Regions from separate parts of the Homo sapiens genome. Here all the other regions are linked to region 3. The links are chromatin loops, found by intact Hi-C in ENCODE. Cell type or tissue: heart right ventricle. All regions are shown on one strand.

Region 1 (2,500 bases), 870 kb before region 3:
GTCCTCCTGCCAGTCTTCCCTGTTTATCTCAGTTGGAATTTTTATGACCTATAAATTCCCAAATCACTCATGCCACTCATATGACATTGGACATTTCCTTATATTGTAGTTTTTGTACATACACTTAACTGGCATCTGATATTCTGAATGCCCAGCTATCTTTTTCTTTACTCTAGTAGGGTGATCCTTATTGTCAGGAAATTGATCCAAAGAAGTCCTAGAGAAAATATCTCTGCCAAGCAAGATATTTGACCAGCAAGCAATTCCAGATATTCTCTGCTGTCTGAAGCCCAGCAAATTTAACGTCATCATTTGCTTGCTAGCAATGGAAAAGCAATACCATTGAGTGTTTCATCTTTAGACTGAGGCATTGGTAAGTCTCAGGGTACCACCTTGAGCAATACTGATAGACTTCCAACTCTGAGGACACTCTGTCTTAAACAAAAATTGTTTATGTTTTCCGGGTCAGGGACTAATATCCATATGTCATCTCACTATCAGAATATCATCTTTGATTTTTCTTTCTTTATTACATTTCAGAGATTTATGACTATGTAGTACTGACAAGAAGAAGTACAAAACTGCTGCAGCCCCCACAAACAGGGCCCCATCTTTGCTAAGTTGTTAAAACAATTATCTGCTTTATTAAAAGTAATGTCTCATTTTAGTTAAGTGACAGGTGTTACAGATTGCTATTTTTGCTTTCAGCAGCCCCATAAAAGGAGTGTGAAAGAACAATAGAGCAAATGCCAGGATAGATCATGTAATCCTTGGAAGGATTTGGGAGGAAAAAAGTTAGGTTTTAAAATAGAGACTTGTCCATATGCTATGACTAGAAATATGTCTTTTCATTTGCTTTACTACTTAGGAAACTTTTTGCAAGTGATTTTTTCATTTTTCTCTCCTTCTCATACTGCAACCCAATACTTTGCCTCCTAGAGGAGGCATAAACAAATATTTTTCCAATACACAAAAATCATAACAGACTTGCATATTCTACCCAACAGGTGGCATTGCTGTTTTACAAATGGCTCTAGAACGAACACTGCAGCTAAGCCGTCAACGTTGGGTTTGGTTTTTGTTGTCTTTGTTTTCTTTTTAATCCCATCTATTTTTCGTAGAAGAGGGCAGATAGGAGAAGTACAAATATTCTTTTGAGAAGCCCTTTGGCTTTAAGAAGACATATATGGCTAATGAGTCATTTGGGAACATTAGTTCTGTAAGAAACATCTAACTTTTCCTTTTTGATCTCTCTGGATGAGTTGAGAAAGAATGGTTTGTTTTCTCTATTTCTGTCAGTGACCAATTCATACCAGTTGAATTTACAAATTAATTCACTAAATCATTTATGCATTTAGACAGTGGCAGTTGCAGAGTCTGGCTTTCATACTTACTGTACAAGGCTAGAAACATCAGGAGCTACAGAAGAAAAATAAGACCCTATCTTCTCCAAAATTTTTACCCTAATTGAGATAAAACATATATCTACTCCACTACCAATAATCCAGGCAACATGCTCTCATTTGGGGGCACTCATGGTTAAAAATGAAAGCTAATAGTCAGTGAGAAGGTACTGTATGCTAGACACTCTTCCAAGGCTTTATTTGATTCTCACTGCAATCCTATGGAGTAGGTACTATAATTATCCTCATTTTATCATTGAGAAATTTAAGACCTGAGGCCGAGTCATGGCAGAACTGAGATTTAAATCCAGACAGTGTGACTCCAGGTATAATAACAGCTGATACTTACTAAGTATTCATCATAAGCCAAGCAAGTGTTTATGTCCTTTGTACACATTAGGTTAATTAATTTTCATGCTAACATTTTAAACTAGGTATTAACCATTATCATTACATTATTTTCTTATAAGGGTTTAATTGCCTTTCCTAAAAAATATAAATGCATTTATCTCTCAATTCCTTAAAAATAAACTGAGATTTGTGTAAACATATATTGATTAACATCAGACAATGAAATTCCAGAACTCTAGTAATTTACTAAGTGTCATAAAAGTGTGCATTTTTTCCATAAGATACATCAGTTACATTTCAACAAGCATTTTAGTAGAAGTTTAAAAATATTTACTTATAATACTTTATTGCTTCCTCTTTGGAAAAAAAACTATATTTTCGGCTGTGAGAAGAGTTGCCAAATGACTAATTAGCGTCTCTGAAAGTTTGTCCATTTTGTTTCATCAATGTACCACAAAGCCTTTAAAATAGGAAAACATTTATTTAAAGTAAGAAATTACAGGTGCATGCACACACACACACACACACACACACACACAGCCCCCACTCAACTGATTAAAAAATAACAAATATTTTTCTATTCATAAAAAGACAAACAAAAAACATATAAACTTCAATAATTTATACCATTTCTTTGGTTGAAAGCAACCACAGAACGTTTTAGTTAAAAAAAAAATTCCTGAGGAAGGTGGGGTTGAGGAAGAACAGCAAAAAAAGTAAGAGAGAAATTTCGGCATGCTTTGATT
Region 2 (2,500 bases), 530 kb before region 3:
CATCAGTGAGTTAGGCCTTAGGTCACAAAGTGAAGTTTCTTTTTCAACTTGATTTCATAGTTGTCAAAAGAAAGCAACTAATTTTGACCAAATCAGGGAGGTGACTGAATTATCTGGTTTTAAATTTGATTTATGGTTCTGTCTGCTCTACTGAAACAAAATGGTGGTTGCATTTTCAAATGGGATTACCCTCTCTTAAATTTTAACAGCTTTTAGGGCAATTTGGTACATATGTGATACATATTCAGATGCTATAACAGGCATGTAATTGAGTGAAGTCTCTTATTTCTAGGAATGCTAGTTAACCTTAAATTGTTGTCTTTCATCCTACAGAACAATCCAAGGTTGTACTCCCCGAAGCCTAGTCAGGCTCTAATCAATGCATTCAAACTGATTTTAATAGTAGCCTCAGTAAAGCAATAGAAGATAAAACAACTGGGGGGAAATATCTTTAAAGTTATAAATAATAACACTTCTATTATACTTTTTGGACTGTCCATGCCAGTGTTAACATCTTAGGGCAGACAATTGGAGAATCTGACCCACATTCATACTATATTTCATAAGATCTATAAATAGCATTCTCTCTTAAATGCCTGGGAAGTGAAGTTATCAGTTCTTGTAAATGAACAACTCAAATGGGACTTTCAAATTTGGCATATTGACTTTTGAAGCAAAACAAGCTTATTATTTGAATTTCCCAAAGTATAGTTAAAAGCTCTAGAGTCACAATTCCAGCTTTGCTTCTGCCCAGCTCAGTGACCTCAGGTAAGTCAATTATTTATTCAATACCTTAGTTTCCTCATCTATCAAGCTGGTTGAAAATTAACCTGCTCTACTTAATGCATGAAGTTGGTGTAAGAATTAAATGAGATATGTACAGAAAATATTTTTTAAAAGACTGAAGTACTATCAAAAGCAAATGTTATTGTTGACTTTAGCCAGAAACACAAAGTATCCTGTATCTTGCAACAGGAACACATTCTTGGCTCTGATCTTTATTCACACCATCAAAAAATGTCACTTAGCCTGCTTATCTCCCTGTTGAACTCATTAGCTGAATTATTAATAGTTCCTCTGAAATTCAGGTAGTAACTTCTATTTTATTTTGCATTTTTACAGAACCTACCTATAAGACTGAAAATGCTAATTTTAAACAATAAACAATAAGCAAATCAGGCCACTTAAACACAGAACATATTGCTTCCCACACTCTGTATTAGGGGCTGCAAATATCAAGGAGACTGTGGTGAACTGAGAAGCGTAAGTCTAGTGTAAAGGGGGCAAATTCCGAGTCACCTTTAGTCAATTGCTATCATTAAAAAATTTAGGTCACCATAGCCAGATATTTTGATTTTTATGATTACAATTTAGACTTTTATGTAAAATATCTTGATTTTTAAATGTAGGGAACTGTTTCAATCAGGAAAATCTAGATTACGCTGTAGGGGCAAATCTTAGTGGTTTTAAACCACAAAGGTTTATTTTTCATTAATGCCAAGTGCCAACTAAAGGCTAACAGAGAGGTTCTGCTGATTAGTCTCTCAAGGCTCTAGGCTGACTGTACAGTCAGTATTCAGTGTTGCTGGCCACCACAACACAAGGAGAAGAGAGAGGTCAGGAAGGTCTTGCTATAGCAATTAACTGCTGACCCAGTAGTGACATAACACTTCTGCTCACAATGCAATGGCTAACCTAGTACATGGACCTACCCCCAAACAAAGGCAACAGGTATAGCTGGCTTAGCAAATAACACAATGATTATCACCATTATTAACTAAAAGAAATGTAAAGATTGGATAAAAGAAAGAGAGACAAAGAAGAAAGAAAGGAATGAAAGAGGGAGGGAGGGAAGAAGGGAAAGAAAGGAAGGCAGGCAGGAAGAAAGGAGGGAAAAAAGAAAGAAGGGGAAAGAAAGGAGGCAAAGCTGAAAAGCCACATACATTTTTGGGTTAAATTAAGCTAATGGGCTACCAGTTTGTGATATATACTCCATATCCTTTATTTAAGCCCTGCTCCCTCCACCTCAGAAAACTATCATTTGAATCATATGTTGATTATTCTCTTCCTTCTCTAATAGTCATATTGCATCTACAAATATTTCTAAAAAGTATTTACTTAGTTGTTTGACTTTATAAAAAGGGTTTTGTGCTGTACATCTGTTTTACTTAATATTACACTGTCAATAGTCATTCATATTGTCTATGTTTCAGCAGTCATTCATTTTGTTGTATAACATTTCATTGTGTGAATAAACCAGAGTCTATTGATCTTCTTCCACTGATAGACATTTAGGTTGGTTACAGGTTTTTGCTTTTGTAAATTTCAATAATGTGTCTCTTATTTTACATGTACAAGAATTTGCTTTGGATATTATCTAAGAACTACTGAGTCACAAAATATAACTTTAGAAGAAATGTGAAAATGCTTTCCAAAGTGTGCTCCCTCTAGTAATGTATAAGATCCTGTGGATGCACTTTCTCTTCAATACACGATACTG
Region 3 (2,500 bases):
TAATTGTATCTCTCTGCTGTGTTCAAAGAAATTGCATTTAGTGTATAATTGATTTCATGATATTACTAGAATGGTCATTTTTACATTTGTTAATATATATGTTACATGTGTAGACAATTAAATCATTAACTCCTAACACAGTAAGCTAAACTTCTCAATTGAGTAATTCAGTGATACATTTAACATATGTGGTCTTTGGCTACAATGCTTATACAAAAGATATAGTAAGGAAACTGTGTTATAAAGGACATGAATTTGAAAAGGACAAGAAAAATTTATTTAGAGCACTGACTTTCACACTTGTTTTACCTCAATCCGTAGTAAGATATATTTTTCCTAAGGTTAAAAAGTATATTATTTTAAATATGTATTTTACAGTGTAGCCCAACCCTCACATGTGTATGTAATGTGTATATGTTTATATACATGTATATTCACATGTCAATATATGTCTATATATTACATATTATATTTGATATATATTTAAACATTTGTTTAATATATGTAATTAAACAAAAATGTTCACAAAACAGTATTTACCTTTTCTATTTGCAATGGACACTTTGTATTTTACTGTATTCCCTTTTTTATGCTAGTTATTAGCTACTCATTGATTTGATCTTCCTGGTTGGTTTGATGAAAGATAGTGAACTAGAGGAGGTGGTTAGACTTGTTTTCCTTCAAACCTTCAGAAATATCACTGTTTCTGATGGATTTTTTTAAGTTTTATTTTTAGTTGATTTTTAATGTGTTAAATAGTAGACAATCTAAATTATTTTAGATTATTTTTTGGCAAATAACTGGAGTGATTTACATGGAATTAAAATTTAAAGAAATTCAATGGCAGAAACCTTCTGTAAATCAAATATTTAAAGTATTTGGGGTACATTTTCTTCACTGTGGAGAAAAGAATTTAAAAGTATGCAGTAGACATGAATGGTCAGTTTGCTTTTTTCTTCAGAAATAAACTCACTGTTTGATATATGTTCAAGTTGACAGTTGACTGAATTAAAGAATTACCTATTTCATATATAGAAATTACTTATTTTTTAAGAGGTGTAGAAGCCTCTCTGTGGAGCTAATGCACATGGTAGAACTTAGCATAAGTGATTTTTATGCTGTTTCAACTAGAAATGCTATCAGCTTTTAAGCAGGTTTTCTTTATTATAATTTGGGGACCCCCACAACAGAAAAATCTTTTTTATATTTAATGATAGATTATTTTCACTAGAGTACAATGAGTTGTGAATCTTTCATGCTCTAATAAATCTATGCAATATGAACAGTTAATCTGCTTCTCAGTTTCCTGAAACATTTAACTAGTACATTGCGACCCCTGCTGTTGTGAGATTGGTGTTAATGACTGAATAACTTCACTCAAAGTTTACTTGGAAAACAAACTGAAAAAAATATATAAAATTAAGGTTCTGTGATTTGAATAATTAAAGGCAAAGGAGAAATTGTGTTATAGCTCAGCCCTTTTTCCATGGAAGGCTCTAAGGGAAACTGTAATTCAATAGAACCAAAAATTATTTTAATATTGTTTTGTCACATAAAGCATTTCATTTAAGAATTTTGATTTTAGCTTTTTCTATTAACACCAGAGACACAAAAAGGGATTTGTAAAGAATATTATAAATAATTATTTTAAATTTTCTATCTCATGCTGAAATTGTTTGAGTAGTTTTGATCTTTCCCTAAGAGTGCAGAAAATCTAAAATTTTAATTGGTTCCATGGAAAACCTTATATATGAATATTCCTTTGTTTTCCTTCTCTTAAATATTGCCAAATTTATTCGTTTCTTATTTTTTAATGTTATTTTCCTGAGATTTCATAAGGATACTAAATTTATTTCTGCTTAGTTCAGTATCAGTTATAAATCATTTCAGTTCTATCATTCCTATACTTTGACAGATAGTTTCTTATGTCTGGTAACTTAATGCTACCATCTGGGAGATCTATCATAGCCATTGGCTTCAGCAAATGTGATTATCTGCAAATTGAATTGGACTTACAAAACTTGGCTTTACTTAATTGTTAGATGCAGTCTTTTTGGGGATTTTTATAGTGTTACGTTTTTAAAAGTGTTTAAAGATTTTTTTGGCTTATCCAAGAATCAGATCTTCAAAAAAATTTTTTTCCTTGTCAAAACTTATTAAGCCATTTGACATTGATATGTCTCAAGGGTGCTTCCTTACGTCAGACTATCCTGGGTTGGAAGATGGCAAGGAAATTCCTTGTCATAGTGTATTCTTCAGTACCCTAGAATATGTACTGATAGTGTTTCAAAAGTAACTTGAAAAGTTAAATTTTCCTAGCTTTTTGTCTGATGCATCATGCATATATTTTGTTGCACCTCTCATTTGCTTTGGTTTAGAGATTTCATAAGCTGAGGATTGTTTGATATGCTTGAGGATGGTTTTAGCACAAGAGCAAGCATAAAATACGCAATTGAAATGTGTTCTTTGGAAGGGCCTTCATTCTTGGATAAAAGTTAAA

What was found. Peaks named below come from ENCODE experiments on the same cell type or tissue, not always from the same donor. Only the 100,000 strongest peaks of a DNase experiment are listed, where the experiment ranks them.
Region 1: a loop joins it to region 3, with 5 times the contacts of the local background. A loop is called at or near these places in 20 of 110 quality-filtered maps.
Region 2: it touches region 3 in a loop (6-fold over the local background); 7 of 110 quality-filtered maps call a loop at or near these places.

The regions. Positions count from the first base shown.
Region 1 is chr1:170,880,617-170,883,116 of GRCh38, reverse strand. It overlaps LOC124904455 (a long non-coding RNA gene), which reads right to left and starts at 189. Exons shown (of 2, transcript XR_007066730.1): 1 at 1-189. In heart right ventricle, a CTCF peak has its summit at 1,002 (motif pointing right); no DNase peak of the experiment used is centred here; H3K4me3 peaks cover 664 bases.
Region 2 is chr1:170,536,467-170,538,966 of GRCh38, reverse strand. The region is part of intron 1 of GORAB (golgin, RAB6 interacting); the gene reads right to left. Among named protein-coding and RNA genes, the nearest start is that of GORAB-AS1, 5.1 kb to the right of the region's middle. In heart right ventricle, no CTCF peak of the experiment used is centred here; no DNase peak of the experiment used is centred here; H3K27ac peaks cover 2,450 bases.
Region 3 is chr1:170,009,473-170,011,972 of GRCh38, reverse strand. The region is part of intron 10 of KIFAP3 (kinesin associated protein 3); the gene reads left to right. Among named protein-coding and RNA genes, the nearest start is that of KIFAP3, 64 kb to the left of the region's middle. In heart right ventricle, a CTCF peak has its summit at 1,353 (motif pointing left); a DNase peak (open chromatin) is centred at 1,335.